2 separate regions of the Mus musculus genome follow, and region 1 is linked to region 2. The links are chromatin loops, found by intact Hi-C in ENCODE. Cell type or tissue: left cerebral cortex. All regions are shown on one strand. Each heading gives the region's core, and the rest is flanking DNA. Links, peaks and the distances in the headings are about the cores only.

What was found. Peaks named below come from ENCODE experiments on the same cell type or tissue, not always from the same donor. Only the 100,000 strongest peaks of a DNase experiment are listed, where the experiment ranks them.
Region 1: a loop joins it to region 2, with 10 times the contacts of the local background. A loop is called at or near these places in 1 of 42 quality-filtered maps.

What each region holds. Positions count from the first base shown.
Region 1 is chr13:41,243,447-41,255,731 of GRCm38, reverse strand. Smim13 (small integral membrane protein 13) reads right to left here and starts at 5,888. Exons shown (of 2, transcript NM_001135577.2): 1 at 5,418-5,888. The coding sequence starts at 5,493. In left cerebral cortex, for the core only: a CTCF peak has its summit at 5,596; DNase peaks (open chromatin) are centred at 5,220, 6,016, 6,809, 7,282 and 2 more places; H3K4me3 peaks cover 3,414 bases; H3K27ac peaks cover 2,970 bases.
Region 2 is chr13:41,596,469-41,608,753 of GRCm38, reverse strand. It overlaps Tmem170b (transmembrane protein 170B), which reads right to left and starts at 2,872. Exons shown (of 3, transcript NM_001163572.2): 1 at 2,442-2,872. The coding sequence starts at 2,538. It overlaps Gm32184 (a long non-coding RNA gene), which reads left to right and starts at 2,678. Exons shown (of 3, transcript XR_382252.4): 1 at 2,678-3,195. In left cerebral cortex, for the core only: no CTCF peak of the experiment used is centred there; DNase peaks (open chromatin) are centred at 3,116 and 4,576; H3K4me3 peaks cover 1,065 bases; H3K27ac peaks cover 889 bases.

The DNA.
Region 1 (12,285 bases), core at 2,862-7,861, 350 kb after region 2:
GACAGGTCAGTCAGGAAGCCACACCATAGCCATACTTTAGATACTGGAAGATACCAGCAAGACCAGAATTGTAAATTCACTGGAGATTACAATCCCCCCAGCCTCCAGATGTAGTCTCTGGGGGTGAGGGACTTAGACAGAGATACAAACGGAGAAAAGAATCTCGTGGGGCCACCTCCGTAAAGCTTCTGGGTAGGAATGCACGTGACTGGCATGGGCTCCTGAGACTCCTAAGCACACTGTTTCCATCACCTCAAGCGGGGCTGAGTTCTCCAGTGCAGGTGCCTAAATCCACCCTTAATAAATGATCAGTCATTTTTAAAAATATATTTAAAAAAAAGCCTCGTATGGATGGAAAGAGATGAGGGACTTCATAAGGTAGCCGGTGTGAACTAAAGCCAACAAAGATGACCCCCTGTGCAGGAATGCAGGTGAGACCCTGGACTTGAACCCCCGGTGGCCATCTGTTCACATACACACAGACTGAATGTCTAGCTTCAGACAAACCAGGATATTTCTTATGAACGACCCTCCTAGCCCAGAACTTGGGCTCTTTGTGATTCCCAACTATATGGCTCTGACCAGCTTACAGAGCTGCTGTCATGTGGAACTGGTCTTAGCCCTCAGATCCAACTGCCATGGACCTGTGGTAGCTTCAAAGCCAGGACTTGTGTTTTTCAGGATAGATTCTCTAAAAGCTCATTAAGCCTTTCTATTTCAGAGAATCTCCACACTCGATATTGACTTAATCTCACCATAAACTTAAAAGCAGAGAGGGGTATGCCAGTTAGACACAAAATACATTCAAGAAACACAGAAAAAAGGTAGAGAAGAGAAAAAACAACTGGCTAAAGTCTACTCTCACAGGAGGTAAATTTATAATATCCAAGTAGGAAATAAGAGAATTCCACAAATGTTGATACTCTCAAAGAATAGATCTCTACATTAACAACAGAGGGTGTGCGTCAAATAGACACTAAGTTCTTACCAAATCACTGTGCATGGGTAAGCCTACAGCTAACAGAGAACCCATGGGTGCTGTTGCTTTCTTGGGTTGGTTGTTTGCTTGAAACAGGTCTCTCTATGTGTAGCCCTGGCTGTCCTGGAACTCACTCTTTGGACCAGGCTGGCCTCGAACTCAGAGCTCCACCTGCCTCTGCCTCCCAAGTGCTGAGATTAAAGGCATGCGCTTCCACACAGCCAGTTAAAAACCTATTGTTTTAATTACCTCACCCTTAAATATGAACATATGAAAGACATCTAGAGCAAAGCTCTCTCTAGATGTCCAAGAAAAGAGTCCAGGGTAAAAGCCTGGGCTCAATGCCCAGTAGTGAAGGCGAAAATAAATAAATAAATAAATAAATAACCAGAGCAAGGGGAATAGGAAATCAGGAAATGATCACTTCTCTAGAAGAAAATACTCCAAAAATGATGGGGGGGGGGGGCGGTTTCTCAGTTGGGTGTGTCCAGAAAAAAATGAATGAAGTCAAAAGGAAGCAAGGCACGTCCTGACATTTCAGTACACCAGTGATGTGAAGGCTATGGGGAGGCACCTGGATCAAGAAACCGAGCAAAGAGGGAAACCAAGTCACCCGCGCAGAGAGGGAAATGGAGCTGCATGGAACTTCTCAAGATTAGCCCTAGAAGCTGGAAAAAAAAAAAAAAAAAAAAAGCAATCATTTTAAAACTCTAGCTAAAAGCAATTTGCAATCTCAGATATACTCAGCATATTGATCAAATATCAGGGCTGAAAATCAAGACTTTTTAAACTTGTAGCTCAAAACACTTTTTTTTTCTATGTATCTTTTCTTAGAAAGCTCGTGCCTACAAAGGAAGAAAGTATAAGACAAGGAGGAGAGATCCCGGACAGGCCAACAGAGAAAGCAGTGCTTACTGTGTGAGGACCCACGGCTGCTGAGGAGGAAACATGGCTTTGGGGATGGTGGGAGCAAGCGATGGACTGAACAGATGGGAACTATTTCTCCTGCCTGTGTAGATTCTGGAGGTACACACAGGAAGGCAATTCTAGGGCTTAGGGATGCAGCTCACGGGTAGGGCACTGGCCTGGAGTGTGTTACAACCCCCAGCTAACCGAGTGTCACAATTATAGAATCAGTTGTAGCAATGAAGGGCATCAAGCCATACACAAGTAAATAAGTCTAGGATAGAAATATAACACAGGCCAAAGGAACTTTGGCTTTTAAAACGTTGAAAAACTGAACAAAGTATTTTATTAAAATGACCTGGGTAGCTGGGGGCGGAGCGGGGGTGGGGGTGGCACACTCCTTTAATCCTAGCATTTGGAAGGCAGAGGACAGTGGATCTCTATGAGTTTGAGGGCAACCTGGTCTACAGAGTGAGAGTTCCGGGACAGTCCAGGCTATACAGTGAGACCTTGTTTGGGGGGTGGGGGTGTGTTGGGGGGGAGGGGAATGATTGTCAGCCACTGGGGACATGAAAGTGCTTCTCAGCAGAAACCTCCATTAGAAAGGGCTATGATCACTCATTCAGTAAGATGGAAGCCACCCATGTTACCCACGGCGACAACAGGCAGCTTCAGTGACTGATATAGGCAGGACACACTTTAAGAAAAAAAGCCAATATATACAGAAGGAAACCCTCCCTAGGAAATTTGAAATTTAGAATTCACTGTGTGAAACAGCTTGTCAGCATTCTCCAGCAAGCTCCATTTTGATACCTTGGGGCCGACTTGGTGACAGATTACAATCCAGTGTCCAGTGAGCACTAAACAAAAAGCTGCCAGAATTGGGTGAGATCAGAAAACAGGAGACCTGGCCCAATGGGCAGAGACTGCAGAGCTGAACTCTCTGTGTTGGTTTAACAAAATCTGCTAAATAAGACCGGGTGTGGTAGCGCACGCCTTTAATTCCAGTCCTTTGGGAGGCAGAGGCAGGCGAATTTCTGAGTTCGAAGCCAGCCTGGTCTACAGAGTGAGTTCCAGGACAGCCAGGGCTACACAGAGAAACCCTGTCTCGAAAAAAACCAAAAAAAAAAAAAAAGTTGGTAAGAAAAAATGTGTTTATACTTTTTTTTTTTTTTTGAAAATTATCAAAGCATTAACTAGTTTCTCAAAAGAGTCAATGACCACAGAAAGGTAAGAATTATTTAAGGGCATATGCCTGAATCACTCAGCTATAGGCTGTCCTCCAGCATGTATTACAGATCCTAATTCCCAATGTGACTGTCTGGAAAGGACATAAGGTCACAAGGGCCAGGGCCCTGACCCAGTGACTGGTATCAGGTACACACTGCGGGAAGACCCTATGAAAGTACCAGGAGGTGACGGCCATCTACACGCCAAGGAGATGCCCTTAAAGCCCTTCACGCCTCCAGCACTGTGAGAGTAAATAGCTGAGGGAGAAGCAAGGCAGTCTGGGATTCTGCAATGGAGCCCCCAGCAAACTAACACGGCACCCCAGGTCCCAGGTCAGGTCTGCCCCTTCCCCCTCCTCTTCAACCTTCAGCCACCTTCTAGTCAGAACAAAAGGGCTGCCCTACCCTGTCATTAGTTTCCCAACAAGGAACAGTATTTGGACTACGTGATAAAGCTGTTAGTTTTAAAGGTATCAGACCTTGCCTCTCGCTCAGGTTTCCTGAAGCTAATGACACTTAGAAAAACTAGCAAAACTAAGCAGCCCGCCGGCCAGTGAAAGGTAAGAAAGCAACCAGGGACTTAAAATGTCTCAGAGCAAGTTTGATAAGTGTTGTGTCCAAGATGTAGTATGGCTTGTATGTCACACTCTCACACTCTCATTCCGAGTAGAAAGGGTGACACACGCCTTTACCCCTGTGTCCAACTAACGCTCAAGGGTTTGTTTATTCTTATTTCAAGGCCCTTGAGCTGGGGGCGTGGATTGCCTAGCCTGCAGGAAGCTTGAAGTTCCATCCTAGCATTGAATAAACTGGGTGTAGCCCTCTATGGATCAGCAACTCAAGATCCTCCGCCTCCTCCATACAGCAAGTTCAATGCCAACCTGGTGGGGCTCCCACCTCAAAAAAAAAAATGCAAACAACAATTAATGATATCACCCTTTTCACACATTAGAAACTGGGGAGATGTTATTTCATTTTTTTATGTCATGAAAAAAAAAAGAGAAAAAATTGGCCATCGTATTTCAGGGTTTCTCTGTATAACCCTGGCTGTCCTGGAACTCACTCTGTAGACCAGGCTGGCCTTGAACTCAGAAATCCTCCTGCCTTTGCCTCCCAAGTGCTGGGATTAAAGGCGTGCGCCACCACAGCTGGGCAAAACTGGCCATCTTTAATCCTAGGGTTTGGAAGGCTGAGGCAGTTGGACCTCCATGAGTTCAAGAACAGCCTGGTCTACATGGTGAACTCCAGGCCAGCCAAGGCTACGTAGTGAGACCCCGATTTTAAAAAGGATTCTTTAGATCTAGAACCACTAGAATTAGCCAAAAATGTTAGAGTTGGGACTAGCTCTGTATGTAGTTCAACATGTGCTGAGCATATGTGAAGCCTTCGGTTCAGTCAGCATTACTGACAAAATTTAAATACACATATAGGTGTCTAAATATGTAAGTGCATATCTTTCCAAATATAGCTACTGGACTGAGCATTAACTATGTAAGAATAAGCTTTACAGTATTTATAAAATTTTAACCCAATACTCCATCACTTCAAACCCATACTTGGTCTTCTAAATACCAGTGCTTACTGTCATTTATTTGAAATACTCTCCAAACTCTCACAATTGTTCAGTCTCCTGGCTGAGACCTGTGGTTATCAGCTATGTGCATAACGAATTAAGAGGGATGGAAAACACGCCATGAGAACAGTTTAACGTTCCTTCCCTCCTGGGAAGAGAAGTACACAGCAGCAGACCAAACAGCCCCAGGACAGCAGAACCAAGATAAGGTTCCCTGACCCTGGAAGTTTATTACCGCCAGTGGTGTTTTTTTTTTTTTTTTTTTTTTTTTTTTTTTTTTTTGGCTCTGCCCATTATCAAGTAGGCTGGGAATTTGGTTAAAGCCTGAACTTGGAAGTAAACAAACAGCTTCACGTGCGCTGGAAACCCAAAAGGTGATGAAATCTCTCACTAGGTTCAGAACATCCAAATAAAAAGATGAAACCGATCACTGCTCCTTCGAATACAGGCCACGGTGAAAGATCTGGGTAGGCTGTGGCATTATGGCAACCAAGGACAAACCTGCCGGGGAAGCAGAAACGTGCTTCTACCTCGAGTCAGGATGCCAGACCTGAAGGTTCGCTGAGCCTGAAGGTTCGTGATGCCCGGGCGACCTGCCCTGAGCAAGAGGCATGACTCCTCTAAACTCGGTCTTGGGAGCCCGGTGGCCACCGAGACCACCGAGGTGATCACCGTGGACACTTGTCCACGCGAGCTTTCCCGACCGCCCCCGGCGTTACCCCCCACTCACCGCACACCATCAGCAACAGGACGATCAGCAGCGTGGCCACGAACACCAGCAGGGTCAGCCCCACGTTGTGCCACATTTTGAGAGCTGGGGGGTGGGCGCGGGCTCAGCGGCGGGCGGCAGAGCGGCGGGGCGGCATGGACCGCGGGTGCCCGAGGGCAGCGCCCCCAGGGGGCGGAACTTGGCGGTGCGGGGGCGGGCCGCGACGGGACCGGCCCTCAGACCTGCCCCCGGCCGGGGCGACCGAGTCGCTGGTGGAGCGGGCCTTGGGACGCCACTACCGCCTCCTCATCGCTCCGGGGAGCCGGAGCCACGGCGAGCGGAGAGGCCGGCGACGGACGGACGCGCTGCCATGGCGGACGTCGAGGCGGGGAAAGAGTGATCTGGAGGTGGCGCGGCGAACGCCAGGCCCTGGCTGCAGCTCACTCGAGGTCCCCCTCCTCCCTCGGAGACGCCAGATGTCAACCACTCCCCGAGGCCGCTGCAGCTGCTCCTCCGCTCCCCGCCCCCTCCCCCGCGGTAGCTCATCACCAAGCACCCACTCCGCAGCGACTCAGCCGCTGCGCGAGGCCTGCTGGGTAATGTAGTGCAAAGATCGGCGAGAGCTCCAGGTCTCCGCCCAGCAACGAACTACCACTCCCAGGAGTCAACGCTGCTCCGGCTTCTCCTTGCTCTCCTTTCCCGTCCCCTGTGCCTTTGGTGTTCTTGAGCCGCCACCTCCAACTTAGAGACTGCTGATTCTTGTTCTCAAGACTGTGCGTCGGACTGTCTCCCTGCCGAGGTGCCAGTTACATTTCAGCCGTTAATTCAAATACAAAATTGGTTTTAGTGAGCAAAAGGGAAAAGAGGATGGCTGTTGCCTGAAAAACAGGTTGTACTTGAACCCAACCTATTGCTCCCGGCAAAGGTTAGTTACTTGTGAGGAAATAAGTCCCCTGACGTCAGAATCTGGAAAGCCTTCCCCCTCCCCCAGCAACAGATGTTGTGTTGTGTTTTCACAGATAGTACGCTTCAGAAGTAACTGGTGAGTGACTTAGAGACATCTGTGCTCTTAATTCACCTACCTGTTTAGCAAGTTTCGTTCTGTTGTCTCCTTTAATTCAAGCAACATCTGGCCAACAGCCAAAGGTTTTGCCACATTTGCTTGAACTAACTTCTGAAAAACAAGGTATTTATCTCAAGTCCTTTTTTTCTATTTGAAATTAAAACTCCCAGTTCTGCCACATCTGTTAACGCAAGAGGTGATCAGCCCTTTCCTCCCTGAGAAATCAAGGCTTTCGCCTTCCACTGCAACTCTGTGCTAGCCATTCCCAGATGCCCTACTGTGTAAACTGCTTTCCAGCTAAGACGCAGCATAAAAATACATCAAGGCATTACTGGCTTTGCGCAAGATTTAATATACAGTTCCTGTGGAGAGAGTTGAGCTCGATGCAATAAATTTAGAAATCAACTTATTCATTTTTAGCAGATGATCCAACTCACTTGCATAACGGAGCACGTTTGATTTACAATCTGGTTGAAAGGAATACATTTGAATAGATCTAGTTCAAAAGAAATCAGGAAGAATCCAGACCTTTTTACCTTCTCTTTCATTCACATACAACAAACACTTCTGTGTGCTCTGGACTTCTTTGAGGTGCCAAGGATAAAGCCATGGCAGGGGCTGGTGAGATGGCACTGACTGCCCTTTCCGAAGGTCCTGAGTTCAAATCCTAGCAACCACATGATGGCTCATGACCATCCGTAATGAGATCCGATGTCCTCTTCTGTCAGAAGACAGCTAGAGTGTACTTATGTATAATAATAAATAAATCTTTAAAAAAAAGTCATGGCAATACAGACAATAACATAAATAGGGGTGTGCAAGGATTGCAAATCCCCAATGAAAATAAGTAAAGCACTGTGGCGAACATGGGGGTGTTGAGATTGTAGTCATCGAGAAAGAACTTCCTGAGGAAGTAACATCTGATCTGAGTCCTGAGTGAAAAATCCAACCATGGAAAGACCTACAGGAAGAGCGTCTACATAGGAAGAGCGGTGTGTGCAGCCCCCAAGAGCCAGATAAACTTGACCTCCCTTCCAACCCCTCAAGTCTGATGTGCATTTGACTCACCAAAAGGAACTCAAACTACAAATGCCCATCTCTTATCCCCACAGAGTGAATGCCAGTCTTCAGGGCAAGGAGCAGGCAAAGTAGATTTTTGTAAAGCTCCCAAGTGGATTATAATGTATCCTCCAAAACTGTGGCTCGCAAAGAATAATCTCAGATGTGCAGGATGCTCTGGGCACGTGTCAGAACTACCCTGGAACTATTGAATCAAGGTTTGGATGAGAGCAGTCGTCTCTGGCTTGGTGAAAAGTGGGAAGATGTAGGACACATTAAATCATTAGGATTAGTGTGGATGGACGAGAGGTAAAGAGTGAAGGAAACAGAAATCTAAACTGACTTGAAAAGGCTGGATCTGTGCCGCCATAATTAGCAGCACTTAGAAGGAGGGTCAGAAGTTCAAGGCCAGCCCTGTCTACACGGTGAAGTCAAGACTAGCTTAGACTGTGTACTGCCTAGTTTTGTGTCAACTTGACACAACCTGGAGTTATCACAGAGAAAGGAGCTTCAATTGAGGAAATGCCTCCATGAGATACAACTGTAAGGCATTTTCTCAATTAGTGATCAAGGGGGAAGGGCCCCTTGTGGGTGGTGCCATCCCTGGGCTGGTAGTCTTGGGTTCTATAAGAGAGCAGGCTGAGCAAGCCAGGGGAAGCAAGCCGGTAAGAAACATCCTTCCATGGCCTCTGCATCAGCTCCTGCTTCCTGGCATGCTTGAGTTCCAGTCCTGACTTCCTTTGGTGATCAACAGCAATGTAGAAAGTGTAAGCTGAATAAACCCTTTCCTCCCCACTGCTTCTTGGTCATGATGTTTGTGCAGGAATAGAAACCCTGACTAAGACAGACTGTATGACACCATATCTCAGAGAGAGAGAGAGAGAGAGAGAAGGAGGAGGAGGAGAGGAAAGGAAGGAAGGAAGACTCGTGGAGAAAAGGGAATCCTTACACACTAATGAAAATGTAAATTTGTACAGTGATTATGGGAAAACCACATGCAGGCTCCTCAAAATACTAAGATTAGACATACCACATGACCCAGTAATTTTATTGCTGGGTATATATCCAAAGGAAATGAATCAATATGCTGAAGAGACATCTGTGCCACCAGCTTCATTACAGCAATAGTTGACAGTAGCCAAGATGGAGAACCAAACTAACAGAGTGAGTAAAGAAATGGTGGCTGAATGGAACACAGTGCATCCTACTTGCAATAAAGAACAAAATCAAATCGTTTGCAAAAACAGAGGTGAACTTAGAGGATAGTGCATTAACTGAAATAAGTCAGCCAGACAAACACACCATGATTTCATCCTAAAAGTGTTGGTCTTGTAGGAGGAGAGAATGGAGCCCACCCTCTCCCCTTTAGAGGAAGCTGGTGGATACAGGGAACTGGGAGAAGAGAGGTATTGGTCAAAAGTGAGATATTACAGTTAGGTAAGTTCAAGAAACCTGTTGTGTGAATGGTACTCACCATAACAATACATTATATTTTGTGAAAAATGGGGAGGATAGTGAATTTTAACTAGGATAACTCTGAGCCTGGAGAGACAGAAACACTCTTAAAAATGAATTCTACACTGCTTTTGCAGAGGACCCAAATTCAGTTCCCAGTACCATTCACTATAACTCCAGCTCATAGGAATCTGATGCCCTCTTCACAGACACACGTCTACACATTTTTTTTTCATCTTTAAAAACTATTGTGAAACAGCATGTTTTTATTATATATATAATAAAATGACTTATTTGTCATTTTATATGTATATATAAACAAATAAGTCAAAACCTCATGCTGTACATATTAAATAATGATACAATATCACCTGTCATTTAAACCCCCCAAGTTTCTAACCCGAGATTCTGGGTGAATGATGGCTAAATTTCCTGCCATAGATGCTTTAAGAACCCCTATCTTTACAGCTGTGGGGCTTTCCTATCTGTAAGCCCAGACCATGGAAAGTGAGGCAGCAGGGATCAAGAACTCAAGGACAGTCTTGGACACATCAAAACTAAAGGAGCCCTCCAGCCTAAAACCAGAGCCATAGGCTTCAAGAAACCCAACAGAATTGGAGAGAACAGCCAGGGGCCTCAGAGAGGTGTGGAAGTATCATGACAGGCTAGGAAAGACGAGGGAGAGAAGCAGGCTCTGTCTATGCACCCGTGCGAATTGTCAGCATCCCTGCTAGATTCAGACTTGCTGCTGGGGCTGTTTTAAGGTTGCCCATAACCTCTCGCCCATTGTTCTGTAAGCAAACCTAACAACAAACTCATTGATTCCCCAGAGTAAACTCCCACAAGACCGGTCCCTCAGTCTGTGGGTTTGCTGGAGGAGGTGGAGAACATGTTATTTATGCCTCTCTCAGGGGAGAAATTTTAGCAGCAGGTGTGATCTCACTCCTACTTGGAACTCGATGTGGTCAACCACATAAAAATTAGGAGTAGAAGAGATGTGACCTGAGACTGGGGATTGATCCTACTGGGGATGGGAGACTGTAAACCAGTGGGTCAATCAGTACAAGTTGGCAGCCTTGTCTCTTCACCTGCATATACCGCATCCATCTCTAAACAGTGCACCCAGCAGCCTCAGAACTTCCTCACACCCTACCTGCATCAGACTATACACACCCCTCTGTGTATGTTTTTACACCCCTAAAAACAATCAAATTTGTGTGGTTTCTATTAGTGGGTATTCCCGATGTATCAGGGTAGAAACATTGAAAAGGCTGATCCAGTTTGAACTGTTTTGGGGTGCATGCCCAGTAAGGCAAAACCGTTTCAACGAGTGAACTTTTAGGGAGCCTCTCCTATTGAGTATCTGTGCTTATGTATAATTACTTAGATGAGCATATAATTAAAATCAGATGCAATGCTGGGAAAGGCCATGCTCAATAGGAAAAAAAAAGTGTTACCTGTCAATCAAAACAGAGAAACACTCTCACCACCCTCTTTAATAACTAAATATCCCTCCAGGCAGTGGTGGCACATACCTTTAATCCTAGCACTTGGGAGGCAGAAGCAGGTAGATTTCTGAGTTCAAGGCCAGCCTGATCTACAGAATGAGTTCCAGGACAGCCAAGGCTACAGAGAGAAACCCTGTCTCGAAAAAAATAAAAAAAGAAGAATATAACTAAATATCTCTTGAGCCCTATAAAAAGAAAGTCCCAAACAGTAATTAAAGACTTAAGTGCCCTCAGTCATGTGGCCCTCTGTCAAACTTGACAGTGTGTCCCTCTTTAACATGTATTATCACGTAGCTCTGAAAGACTTGTCTTGCTACTTTGCAATCTGCGTGAGCCCTTCGTTCCAGTTCTCTGCACAAAAGGCCAGTTCCCTCTAAATGTGTTGTGGCTGTGCTTTTTGTAAAGGTAGACTACACAGATAAGGGCCATCCTGTAGTTGGACACAATTTAAAAATATAAATGAATCTCCCTGCCAATATCAAACAGCCAACAAGATAAGGAGGAACAGCTGGGCCACAACCGGGAAGAAAATAGAAATAGAAATGGGAGAAGAAGTGCTCTGGGTTGGGGAGAGGGGACCTCTGCATGCTGAGCAATGCTGTCCCCAGCTCCTCCACGAGGAGGCCAAGCGGGCATCTGGGCTAGGACACTGGAGACTGGAAGGCAAGAGGGCTGAGACAGCAAAGGGCAGTGGTACAGGAAGAAAGGCACCAAAAATAACCCCGCAACCTGGGTCGGCTTTGTCTGATCCTGTGACCTAGAAACGTTCACATTCTGAAATTGGATTAAGGAAATCCTGGCTTAGTAGAACCCTGAGGCCTGAGAGACATAAACCAAGAAGCAGTTGTCCTAGACCTCAAATTACTTCTATAAATAACTTCCAACATGATTTCCTGCACACACTCAAATTTGGGCTCTGTGTGTGTGTGTGTGTGTGTGTGTATTTAAAGACAGGGTCTTATGTAGCACACTTAAAAGCTAGCTTTGAACTCAAGATCCTACTGCTCAGCTCTTGAGTATTGTATCCATGGTGGGTCCCCCAAAATGGCAGTGCCGGTGACAATGTCCTAAACAGAACTCTGGTCCAGTAACCAGATGCCTAAATTCAGCATTCCTCAAGAATCTCATAAGGTGAGTTTCTGTTCCCCAGGACTTCCCATAATCAACCACCTCAGACAGGACATCTAATTCCCAAGCTTAGCCAAATAGCCTACGTGGGCTCAAAGACCCCCACCCCAGTGACTCACATCTGCTTGCTTCTCTCTACCCCACCCCCACCCCCCACCTGAGAGATGGTTTTGGCAGCTTCATCCCCAGTAAACCTTTCTTTCTACCCAAGGAGTGGTGGGTCTAGTTTGGTGGTTTCACTGCAGTCTTGCTTACACTGACTGCCGGGATTGTAGGCATATATCACTGGGTACAGCTTCAGATATTTTTTTTTAAACTGGTATGTATACAGTACGTAAATGTGTTGGTTTGAATATGCTTATAGTTTGTTTGTTTGTTTTGTTGTTTTTCGAGACAGGGTTTCTCTGTATAGCCCTGGCTGTCCTGGAGCACTCTGTAGACCAGGCTGGCCTCAAACTCAGAAATCCACCTGCCTTTGCCTCCCGAGTGCTGGGAATGCTTGCCCCTGGGAGAGGCACTATTGAGAGGCGTGGTCATATTAGAGTAGGTGTGGCCTTTTTGCAGGAAGTGTGTCACTGTGAGGGTGGGCTTTAAGACCCTTTCCTAGCTGCCTGGAAGCCAGTCTTCTGCTGTTTGCCTTCAGAACAAGATGTAGACCTCTCAGCTCCTTTGGCGC
Region 2 (12,285 bases), core at 2,617-7,616:
GTGGGGACAGGGACAGGCTCTGGCCCTGCCTCTGATCAACATCGCTCACCACAGGCTGCTAAGAGTGACACAGAGACTCTAGTGCCTGCTCTAGGTTACTGCTTCCAGTTCTCCTCTGTTTACATTTATTCCTATCAAAGGAGCACATACATAAGACTGTTTTCCAAAGGTAGACCCCCTGCTTTTTAGGTAAAATCCTAAGAAAAGAATAATATCACACTTGCTCGTGTGTACAAAGAACAGAAGCAAGAGTTTATTTCCCTTTGATTTGGTATTTAACCCAGGTTCCTAATACCTAGACTTCTGTAATTCCTTCAGCTATAATCCAAGATAGCCTGCCTTGTTTTATACTATGCTTCTTTTTAGTATCTGTTTTACTTGCAAGTTTGCTATGATGCCAAATGTCTTCTGAATTAACAGAAAATGTAAAGATTTTTTTCATGTTAGCTACCAAACATAAGCTTGCTCTCTGCTTCAATGTCTGTAAAGTGAATATAAACAAGCTCTCAAAAACTGTTGAAAATATCAAATAAAGAAAAATGGAAACCAAAATTCAGCACAGAATACAAATGCATTCAGTGGGCACGTGCCTGCCTTCCAAGTCTGGGAGATGATTGTGTACAAAAGTTGCTTCAACACCCCATTGTACTTTAAGGGCACGTTTACTCCAGTGAACTACAACACAGCATCAGGTTTAAATCCTGCATTAGGTATTATTTCACAACCTCACTTTAATAAACATGGATTCAGCACTTATTATGTGCCAGATTATGCTAGGACTCATAATTTAGCAAGACAAAGACCTTACTCTCAAAACACATTCAAGCTAAAAGAGATAAAAATTATAATGTGATTAAAAACAGAAGTAGGTACAAAGAGCAGAAGTAGCAGGATGAAGCAAGAAATTCACCCTGTCTGATGGAGCAGAGGGCAAAGCTGAATGAAGAGCTGTACAGTGGTAACGGGAAGACACTCGGAGGCAGACTGGTTCGGAAGGCCCACTTGCTCACTATCTGGCTTAGGGCAGTTTAATTTGCCTGAATTGCTTTGTGTATATGCTTTGCAGAGTTGGAGTAATACTCAGTAAATGGTGAGCTTATTGTCTCCTCTTAGGAGCTGAATTTGCTTGCTTATTTTGGACAGGCTAAGCAGTACAGGCTAAGCAGTACATGGCACAGCAGACAGCATCTCTTGACTATCAAGCTACATACGAAACAGCTTCAGTGAGCCAAGCTGGTCATTAATACAGGCAATATATATCACTAAGTTTTTAATCATTGTACTTTAATAAACAATTCATGCTTTATAAATGTGAATCTGTGGGCAAATACGAACAAGGTCATAAGTAAAATAAAGGGATCTATCTTGAGATGATCTTTATGTAAATTTAACTTTTCAGAACTATAAAAATGCAACTAAGAAGACGCCTCTGCTGGCTCCAGGGTCTCCTTTACTGGTGTGGTTTTCATAAGTAAGGAATTAAGCAACCTGAAAATTTATCTGGGTGGTACGCAATGCCGTTATATTTTTCTCCTTGAACATATGAACCCTGTATCATGCCAGATTTTGCCTATAAGTATACTACATACTATTAATTTGCTATCACACAGATTTTGAAATAGTAACGTTCAATTGGAGTTAAGACATTTTAAAGAACTGAGTTTTTGTTTGGGGTTTTGGTTGTGGTTTCACAAAAGCAGCTACTCCGGAGTCAAACTGTTGACCCTACTGCTTTCCAGTCAATATTACTCTTTAGACGCTATTTTTAAAACTCGGAACTCAAAAGAGTTTAAGCACTTCCACACTGAGAAAACCAGAAGTTTCTTCACAAGCAAACCTGCATATGAAATCATATTATGTGTACTAATGCTTACTCTGACAACCTGATGCTATAACGTAGCTAAACCCCATTCCCAATCACATTGATTAATGAAGGGAAATACACAGAATTCTCCAATTTCACAAATACAGCAACTTGAAGCCAGGAGACAGCCAGACAAAAGGAAATAGCAGAGAAGACAACTGTTTCGACTGCTCTAGACCTTGGTCCAGCCCCTGACCCCGCTATTATCTACTTAGTCATATCTCTCTCTCTCTCTCAACAAATAAAGGAACGAACGGTCGGTCCACCGTGATCACGGTGAGCAGGCAATAGGAGTACTGCAATTGGTTTGACATCTGTCAGCAAGAAAAAGGGCTAAACCAGGAAAGAAAGACTAAAAAAGATCGAAACTGCAAGAAGCGGTGTATGTGCGTGCGCGCGCGCACGGGGAAAGGCGGGGGGGGGGGGGGGGGTTAATGACAGAAACATGAACTGTGATCCAGTCGGGGCACTGGCGCGACTCGCGCGTGCTCCAGCGGCCCGCACCGGGCCGGGTTTGCGGACGCCCCGAACACCCGTGGAGTGGGTCCCCCACCGCTCCCTCCGCCCGGCGCATTACCCGTGAGGTTCCTCAGCACCGTGCCATGGGCCCAGAGGCTCAGGACCTGCTGCACCGACAGGTTGATCATCGAGTGGTCGGCGCCCTCCGCCCTCATCGTCCCCGCGGGGCGGCAGCGGGGCGCTCCGGGGGGCGCCGCTCGGCGGGTGTCGCAGGCAGCGTCCTCCCCGCCGGGGAGACATCGAGGAGCGCTGGCGGGCGAGGCCTGGGGCCGCGGGAGGGACCGCCGCTCCCGCTCAGGGCCCGCGTCGCGCCGCGGGGGCCCGCCACGCCACGAGGCCCGGGTCACGCCGTGAGGCCCGCGCGGAGCGGCAGCCGGCAGGGGCAGGCCGCGAGACGAGGCTCATCGCGGGGACGCGCGACGAGGCAGCGGCGCCCGGCCGCGGCACCTGCCGCCCGCCTGCCGCTCGGCCTTTGGGTAGCCAACACTCGAGGAGCCGCCCCCTCCGCCCGCGACCGCCCCGGGGCGCGCGCATGCGCGTGTCCGCTCCTCGGCCCCGCCTCCCCGGGGGTGAGCGGCTGCGCACGCGCACTGCCTCCCCCCCGCTCCTCGCGCGCGCGCGCGCGCCGCCCTAGGCACCCGGGAGCTCAGGCTGTCGTCGGCTCCCAGCGTCCGCCCGCAGTGGGGCGGAGGGAGCGCCACCTACGTCACTGGCGCCACCGCTGGGTCTCGCCGCTCATTGGCTGCTCCGAGGGAACAGACTCCAAGCCCCTCGCCCCCTCCTGACTGCGCGCCCCCGGAAACCTGAAACCGGTGAGCTGGGCGGGGATGAGAGAGCTGTGTATAGGTCCCGGGAGCTGCCAGGATTTTTGGAGCCTGCGCTTCGCTGCTCCAGATCCTTCCCTCTCCGTGAGGGCGTCTGCGAGCAACTTTTTGCAAAGGTGTAAATGCTCAAGATTTCATTTGTAGGGTTGTCTGAGAGTGCGTCCAGTGACCTGGATACGCCCCTCCCTTTGCTAAATCTACTAAAACAGAAATAGATCCTCTTTGTCATTTCAGCCAGTCTTCTGGCCGGCCAGCAGTAAAATACGAACTCCCCTTAGCTGCAGGATCTGAAACCACTTATTGACGCAGGGCCCCGTAGGTGTCCGAATGAATCCTCCTGGCCAAGGCTGGCTCTAGCGCTTCTTCCAGATAGGACTCTTTTCATCTAAAATTGTGAATCTCCCCAGCACTTAAACTAACTCAGCTTCGTCTCCCTGTCCTTCAAATCCAAGGTCAGCCTCAGAAGCATCTTAACTCCAGTTATGCTAGTTACAGTCTTCCTTGATGTTTGAAACCTTTTAACTTGAAATTAAAAAAAAAAAAATCGTGTTTGCATAAAAAACGTTAGTGCTCCTCACCCCATCCCCCTCGCCCAATTCCATCTTTTTCCAAATACTCTGCTGCTAAAGTTTACAGAAGGAAGTGAAGAAAGAATAGCTAAGCCAATCAAGTGTTTTTGCCCAGTAACTGAAGATTCGAATTGCCTAAATATTGTTGCTTTTGGTGAGCACCTTAAAAATGACAATAATGTATATGCAGGTTTATATTTATGCATGTTTTTGTTTTGCTCCCACAATATAGAAAAAAGTTTGGGCGTCATTAAGAGGAACCGTACTAAAACCTACTATGGTGTAGGGTTCAATGGCTGAATTAAATGTCAATTCAGGAGTATAGACTATCAGACATAAATGAGTTTAACATCAAATTCATTTTAGATAAAGAAGGGGCTTCATTTCTTTCTTTGTTGTTGTTGTTGTTGTTGTTGTTCTTCTTCTTCTTCTTCTTCTTCTTCTTCTTCTTCTTCTTCTTCTCCTATTTTTTTAAATTCTTCCTGGCAGCCATAGTATATGTCCTATCTTTCTAGTCTGAATTAAAGTTCAGAATGGGAAGTTAACCTCATGGTGCTGCGAAGGGATTTAACATTATTAGGTAACATGAGCACATTCACTGACAGATATAGCCAAGCCTCCGAAGGACATGTTAAACTCTCCTGTCGTCAGCTTACAAAATGAACCAGAAAACCTGCTTAACTAGCCAAAGAAGAGATGTTTGTAACAACCGCAGAAAATCACTCATGCTAATGGAGGGCTGTGGTTGCACCAACTACACAGAGGTCCCTTTTGTATCAGCAACACCCATCCTACTACTAGGCTGCCAGGAAAAACTGCTGCCCTAGGCAGAAGCAGTTGCAGGATCAGCTAGAGTCTATCAAGGGCTGTATAGCAAACAGTACAGGGCAAGCTGTTTGAAGCTCCCTTCCTAAGGCATCCATGGATTGTTCCAGATACTTGGTGCTGGTAGAGCGGCTGCTTGGCTGGCAGTCCTTTTGCTCAAGGCTGACAGAGATACAAGGGAGAGTCAACACCTGCCAAATGGTCAAACTAACCCATCCCCAACATCTTTATTAGTAGATGAATATTGGAAAGAGAGCCCATAATTTAAGAAATTACCATTAACAGTAATGGTGTTCATAATGTGTTTTAGCAGTATGTTGATAGTAGTTAACAGCTGCCTATCGCCTGATGGACAGATAGGCCCTCCTCATCTGCCTCACACACATGAGCCTGCCCACACAAGAGTCTTTACCCCAGCAAATGTTTACTGCTTATGTAACCTCAGGAAGATTATGTAAGGCTTCTAACTCTGTTGTTGTGAGTTTTTGTAACTTTCTTGTGAGTCCCTCTACATCCGTCCAAGGAGAAGCGTTCCCGTCTAAAGGAAAATCCTATACGACGACGTTTGAGGTTGGCTCTATGATTGTTTCCGATACTATCACTGCAACTGATAAAACATTTCGGTTGAGAATCTATTGTCCATTCACTCCAAACAATCTAAGATTCGAACATCCCCACTTCCTCATAACTGTTTCCTGCTTTCCCGATCATAGCGCAGCGGATTGAATATTTTGTCACTCGTAAAACCTAAGTGTCTGGTTCTAGCCCTAGTTTGACTGCATTAGCTAATGTGAACACTTAACTACAATGGGTTAGTAATCACTAAGTTTCAGTTTCACTACTTGTACATCTTAATATTTCCTTATCTACTTCAGTTTTTATATATATTCATGTATTTCATATGTCACTCACTGTAGAGAACATATTACATTATACTTACATTTCATTGCAATATTTCTTGAGTTATTTTGAGGATCAGAGCACTTAACACGTAGGTGTTTACGCATTCAGAATGGAATCTGGATCTATAGATAACATGAGGTGCTAGGGTTTTTTTTGTTTTGTTTTGTTTTGTTTTTTATTGCTGTCACATTTAAATATGGCTACTTTTTGAAACCAGATGAAAATTGCTGCCCTGTAAATATTTCTTCTAAAGAACAAGCAAAAGGAACTTGTGAAGGAGTCTCCTGAAAGGAAAGCATCTACTTATGTTTTCCTACTTTGAAAATTATAACTGGAGTCCTGTGGCTCAAAACTCTTCTAAGAAGGGCCCTCCCTCCCTCCACTGCACCCCAGCTACTCACTGTTCCTCAGCCAAACTCACTTACAGGCCTTTATGAATCATTCCCAATTTCTCACCAGGTGAAGTAACATCAACTCTAGCTGTGAAGAATGAGAAAAAAATCGACATATTTAAACATCATTTTTATTTTTTGTAATTTCCTTCCCTGTCCTGTGAAAAGCGTGGGTCTGACCTCAAAAATGTACAATAGACCTGAATAACATGAACAGCAGCATAGACCGTGCTGTGTACTGACTGCTTGTATCTCTCCAGATTGATGGACCTCCCAAATTATTATGAGGTCTTGACATGGATGGGATTGATGACCCTATTAGAAAAGATGAGAGAGAAGCTTTCTCATCCTTGTAATGCATCAGCAAGATGCTTCTCTGCAAAGGAAAGGTCCCACAATAAACACGGAGTCTGGTGGCACCCTTATGTGCATCTCCCAGCCTCCAGAACGATGGGAAATACATTAAACAACCCGCTTGTAGCATTTGTTTCAGCCAGTCACGCCCCCTAAGGCAGAGACCGCTGCCCACCTAGCAGAGTAGAGGAGCCACGGAGGGGGGGGGGTCATGGAAAAGCTCTAAGTGTCAGTGTGAAGGCTCTGAAATCACAACCGGCAGAAGACCCAGCCTGACAAAACCTCATTGACTGTTTGCTTTGAAAACAAAAGGTTGGGAGCTGGAGAGTTTGTTCAGCAGGCAGGTAAAGCACTCGCTACTCTTGTGCAGAAAGGGAGTGCTGTCTCCCAGCACCCACATCAGAGGGCTTGAAACTGCCAGGAACTGCAGAGGGGGGATCCTGTGGCCTCTGAGGGCACTTGCCCACAGACCTGCATATAGTTAAATAATAAGTCTTCAAACAACAAGTTACTATTCCTTCCACAAATAGAATACAGAAGAAAATCAGTACCAAGAAGCGAGGCTATTAGAGTGCAAACTTGACCATGTAGTTCTTGGGCATTTGGAGCAGGCGTTGGGGAGGGATGTGAAAGAGTTTGGAAATATGAACTAGAAAAGCCCTCCAGTGTTGTGGGCAATGCTTAATGGTCCTTCTGGTGGGCGTTCAGAAGAATGTCAGCAGATGTGGACAGGAAGGAGGTGTGGGTGGGATAGGGTGGAGGGTGGGGAGGGGAGATCATAGGTGAGGGAGGACTCTGTCAAGAATCAGGCTAGATAGCGTTACTGTTATATCCTGGTAGAGAATCACACTCTGCCAGTGCCCTGAGAACTTGAGTGTGGCTAAATTCAAAAGTGATGGACTCATTTGTTTGGCAGAGGGAAATTCAAGACAGGAGAGGATTCAGGCTATGGCATGGTGGCTGTTAACTGCTCTCATCCAGGTCTGAGTGAGAGAGAGACAAATGGAACAAAAAGATATGAAAACTGTGTGGTTGGCCAGGGAAGGTAGCCTGGCAGGAAAGATTCAAGGTGATGGGAAATTACTGAGACCCCTAACAAAAGAAAGCCCTCTGGCAGTAAGGCCAACATGGAAAACTCAAATTCATATGAAAGGAATGAGCCGAGGCTGGTAACCCACTGAGGGGACTCCTTGCTCAAAACAACCACCTAGAAAAAATGTTTCACCAGGCTCCACACACAGAGGAAATGAAACTGTGGTTCAAGAGGGTGCTGGGCTACATCTAGGGCTGACAACCGAGCATGGTAGCTTTGACCTCTTGGTACAGTTTTTCAGACAAGAAACATGTGAAAGTAAGGGCATTACAGAGGCTTGTACCAAGAAAGCTGTACTAGAAAGCTGTACCAAGAGGCTTGTAGTAGAAAGCTGAAAGCCGGCAGTGTGTGGCATGGTCAGATGCCATACAAGAAGTCTGCAAGAGGACACTGCATGAAGCTGTGAAAGAGAAAAGTAATGGTTAATGGGGGCCCGGTATGGATATTGCGGGTGTCTACCAAGGAGAGTTACAATCATGGAAGTGAAGCCAGCCTCAGAGACAGGCTAGTACAGTACAAGCCACAAAGCTGCAAAGTCAGGGCTGGCCTCGTTATTGGAACCCAAATGATGCTACTAAGAGCCCTAGATACAGGACATCTGCATCTTCATAGAAGACAACAGGCAAGTCTGAGTGTGTGTGAGTGTGTGTGTGTGCGCACACACAGAGAGAGAGAGAGAGAGAGAGAGAGAGAGAGAGAGAGAGAGAGCATCTTTTGCTACTATGTGGATTCTTTTTCTACCCTTCTCCATCATTTTAACCCCCTAACACTAGATAAGAAAGAAAATAGAATAGAGGGGAATATATATAAACACACACATACATACACACATATATATGCTTAGTAAATATATTGAACATATATATGGGTATATACTCATAATCTATATATCTATACTCAATAACACATAATTGTATCTATCTATTTTCCATAAATGCTGAGGTGATTAAAAACTATGAAAAGACAAACATCTGGCATTTGCCCTTATGAAAGCAAGAAATTGAAGCTGCCTTATGTCCACAGCCTTACAATCTAATCTCAGGTTTGAGACATGACTAAATCAACTAGAAAGAAAAATCTATTCCCTCCCTAAGTATCTCCGTCTTTCCTAATTATGAAAGGAATGGAAGACAATGGGATTTTAACATCCCATTAGCCAATACGTGTTGAGAAATTCACTGAGCTAGGCAGTGGGTGATTGTCACCTCTTAGTTTGCCAAGAACTCTATGACCAACGGCTTGCACAACAAAATGTCACTTCCTCCTTGCAACCAGAGAACATTTCAAATACTCAAGAGTCTGGCTGTCAAGGGAACCTCCCATTTTATGGTCTGCTTCCTTAGAGTTGTCTTGTATTTCTAAGTTTAAATGGAGTACAAAGTTAAACTTTTGTTTGTTTTTGCCGAAATAGGGTTTCTCTGTGTAGCCTGGATGTCCCAGAACTCGCTCTGTAGACCAGGCTGGCCTCAAACTCAGAGATTTGGCTGTCTCTGCCTCCTGAGTGCTGGGATTAAACCCCTGTGCCACCACTGCCTGGTTTACAGTGTAATATTCTATTGTCAACTATGGCACTCAAATTGCAGTAGGGGGTAAATAAGGTCTTTCTTTAATTTACTCTGGAGTAAAGATAAGGCATGGTCAAAAAAGTGGTCTTAGTCCACTTTAGTCTCACAGCTTAAAGGATAGATTCCATGTCAAATGTTCTTTAGAAATTAAGAAGAAAAAGAAGATTTCAAAGTGACTTTTGAAAAACCGATGGGAATGTTCTAGTTACACTCTGCCATTGTTACTTTTTTAAAGTCTCCCTTCTCCCAGGAACTTCTGCGACAGTTATTTTAAAGAGGAACAGTTTTTATAGCCTCTGCCCTTTTCTCATTTTCCTTTCTTTCTGGACACTATGTGAGGAGTTTGCTTATTCCTTTCTACCCTTGGCAAAAACCTTGCAACGCCTGCATGCCAGTGTCTAAATTATGAGAAATGAAAGGTAAATTCATAAAATTAGATCAGTCATTTATTTTGAACTCGCTGTGTAGAACACAATTAAAATTTCACCCCAGATCTTTTGGTTTTTTTTTCCTGAGTGTTTCAGACAAGGTAGTTAGAGCTGTTCACACATCTGGAAGGGAACAATGTACTGAATATACTGTGTAGTTTCACAAAGTTACATTGAAAGAAATCTTGTCTGGATTTAAGTCATTGAGAATTTAAGTCAACATTGATTTCTCACTTAAAATCAGAGTCTCTTCTTTCATATGCAGATACCTAAAATTGACTTTAAGAAAATTGGCCTTCTTGTGAAAGCTGTGTTCAGTGGGGCTAATGTCTGTAATTTGAGGGTGAGTCTACTGTTCTGAAATGTTGAAGTGTGGTGTCACACCAAATAAGTGGCCTACCTAGAGAATGCTTTTTTTGATCTGAAATGGTGCATGTCTTCATAGGTAAGGCATTTGTCATCTGTATTTAAACGCGCAGTGATTATTTAGTGATTATAACAGACCCTGTGCTAGACACTTTTCAGTGTGATATTTTTCACTCTTTTGTTGAGAAAGCATTACCTCCAGTTTAAGAATGAGGTGGCTGAATGTATTGAGGTTCTGGGACTGCCACGACAAAATGCCACAAACTCGCGGCTCTAAAGAACTTTTTTTTCTTTTTCTTGTAGGCCTAAAGGGAAGAGCCCTGTTCCTTTGAAAACGCTAGGGCAGGATGAGAGCCACATCTTCCCTTCATTTCTGCTATTCCCAGCACCCCTAGGGGCTCCCTGGTTTGCTGCTTCACAACCCCTGATTCTGCTCCCATCATTACAGGCATAGGTATCTTCCTTATGTCTCTTGCCACTTCTTACAAAGACACCAGCATCACACTGCATTACAGCTCCACCTTGTTATAGTATGAACTCATATTGATCCCTTAGAGCTGCAGTACCCTCAGTCCAAAATAAGATCACATACCAAGCTGGTGGGAAAGGCATGAATGGGGAAAGATAATCAGCCTTATAGTGGGTAAGCCTCTGCAAATTAAGTTGTCCGGGTGTAACATAGCTAGGAAGAGTGGCGGTCAGAGCCTTTGTGCGTAGTGACGTCATCATTCTGAGCATATTTACAAGTCCATCACCTTCCGTCTTTCCTCTCCTTGATTTTCAATCCCAGGTCATAATGGAAACTCTTCTAAATGTGATCTTCTTCCTAATTCAACTCTTTGGCTCCCCATCTGTTTTGTTCCCTTAATTCTTTGTCAATCCTGAGTGTCACCTCCCAATCTTGTCTCTATCAACACTAGCTCAGCTCACTTGTCCAAGGCCAGACTACAGCGCATCTCAACAACATTTCTCCATCCCTCTCTTCACATCCCATCTCCAGAGTCTCCATTTTCTTGGATCCAGTTGAACTTTCCTTGCTGTTAACTATTTATTTTTGTAAATAGCATGCATTTCTCGCCAGTACTTGCCCCTAAGCCTTGATCCCATGCATGCAGACTTTGTAGACATGAAGTTCCACTGTCTTCCTTAGCTATTCACGTTTGAAACCAGATCTTCTCTCTTGAATGATCTCCCATCCTTTCTCACATCTGCGCTGTTTTGAGAAAGTCTTCATGGGTGAAGGATGAAGCTTGTCTGGCTTCAGCCTCCACTCACCCATATTACCTCACCCTAATTTCTACCATCTCACTCCATGGTTCAGCAGTTCCTGGAAATAATCTGTCACCCATGCTTTCACCCATAAATAAGCTAAACAAACTCAGTGGTTACACATTGGACTCAGCAGAATCCATTCTTTGATCTGTTGTTAAGAGCACTGCTTCCTTTTCCAGAGGTCATGAAATCAATTCCCGGCAACCACGTGGTGGCTCACAACTATCCATAAGGGGATCTGATCCTCTCTTCTGGCATGTGGATGTCTATCAGCAGGGCACTCATACATTAAGTATTTTTTAAGGGGGGTTTATTCATTCCTCCTTAAGAAAAATTAGTGCAATGCCTTTCTAAGAACTACATGATAGGATTAGCGCTTTAAGAAAGCAACAACCTAAAGGAGTGATCAGATGTCAAAGGTTAAGCATTCTCTAACAAGACACATTTTCTGGTCAGGAAAACACCAAAAAGTTGCACACGAAGCCATCATTAGAGCAGGAGTGTTCTCTGTATACTGCACCTTGATGAGTGAAGCAGGATCACCCTAGATTTCTAGCGGAAATTGAACTTATGTTGAGGGAACATAAGGGTGAAGCTCTCCATATGTAAAGCCAAGGTTGTGGAGAGCATCAATAGGGTTGGGGACTGTGTGTAAGGAAAGCCTCTCAAGGGTCACTTTATTTTTTATTATTTGTGTTTCTTTGATAACAAGTCAACCTTACAAAAGAATGGCAAGGAAAAGGAGGAGGAGGAAGAGGAGGGCAGGGAGAGAAAAAAAAAAGAAGAAGAGAAGAAAATTAGGAATTGTGAACAAGGATCTTCACTGAACCCAAAGGCAGAAGCTAGAGAAGTTCTAGAAGGAACTGAAACCAGGGCCCACAGCTGACAGGCTTGAGGAAGTGCCCCTGGTCCATCTTTGCATCTCCTTTTGGCTTTCCTCCTGTTTTCTTTCTGAGGACCGCCTTCTCTGGACTTAAGCCCATGGGAATATAGTCTCAGACTACACGAAGCAAACTCATGCCTGGCTGAGGGGAAAACAGACCTATTTAAGTAGCTCACAAACACATGAACAATCATTTGTGGCCCTGCAGTGTTGCTCTGTGCTATGAGTTCAGTCTGATCGCTGCATCTGAGCTTACTCCAATATTAAGAGGCAATGTTGGAATGCTCGGTTCGTGACCTTCCTGAAATTTCACTGTGGGCAAGGAAGTACTGAGTAGATAAGACAAACTTAAAGTCATCACAGACAGCAGAAACTATAACTGTTTCAGAATGACTTCCTTGAGTCACGCTTGCTGGATAGTTAAGGCT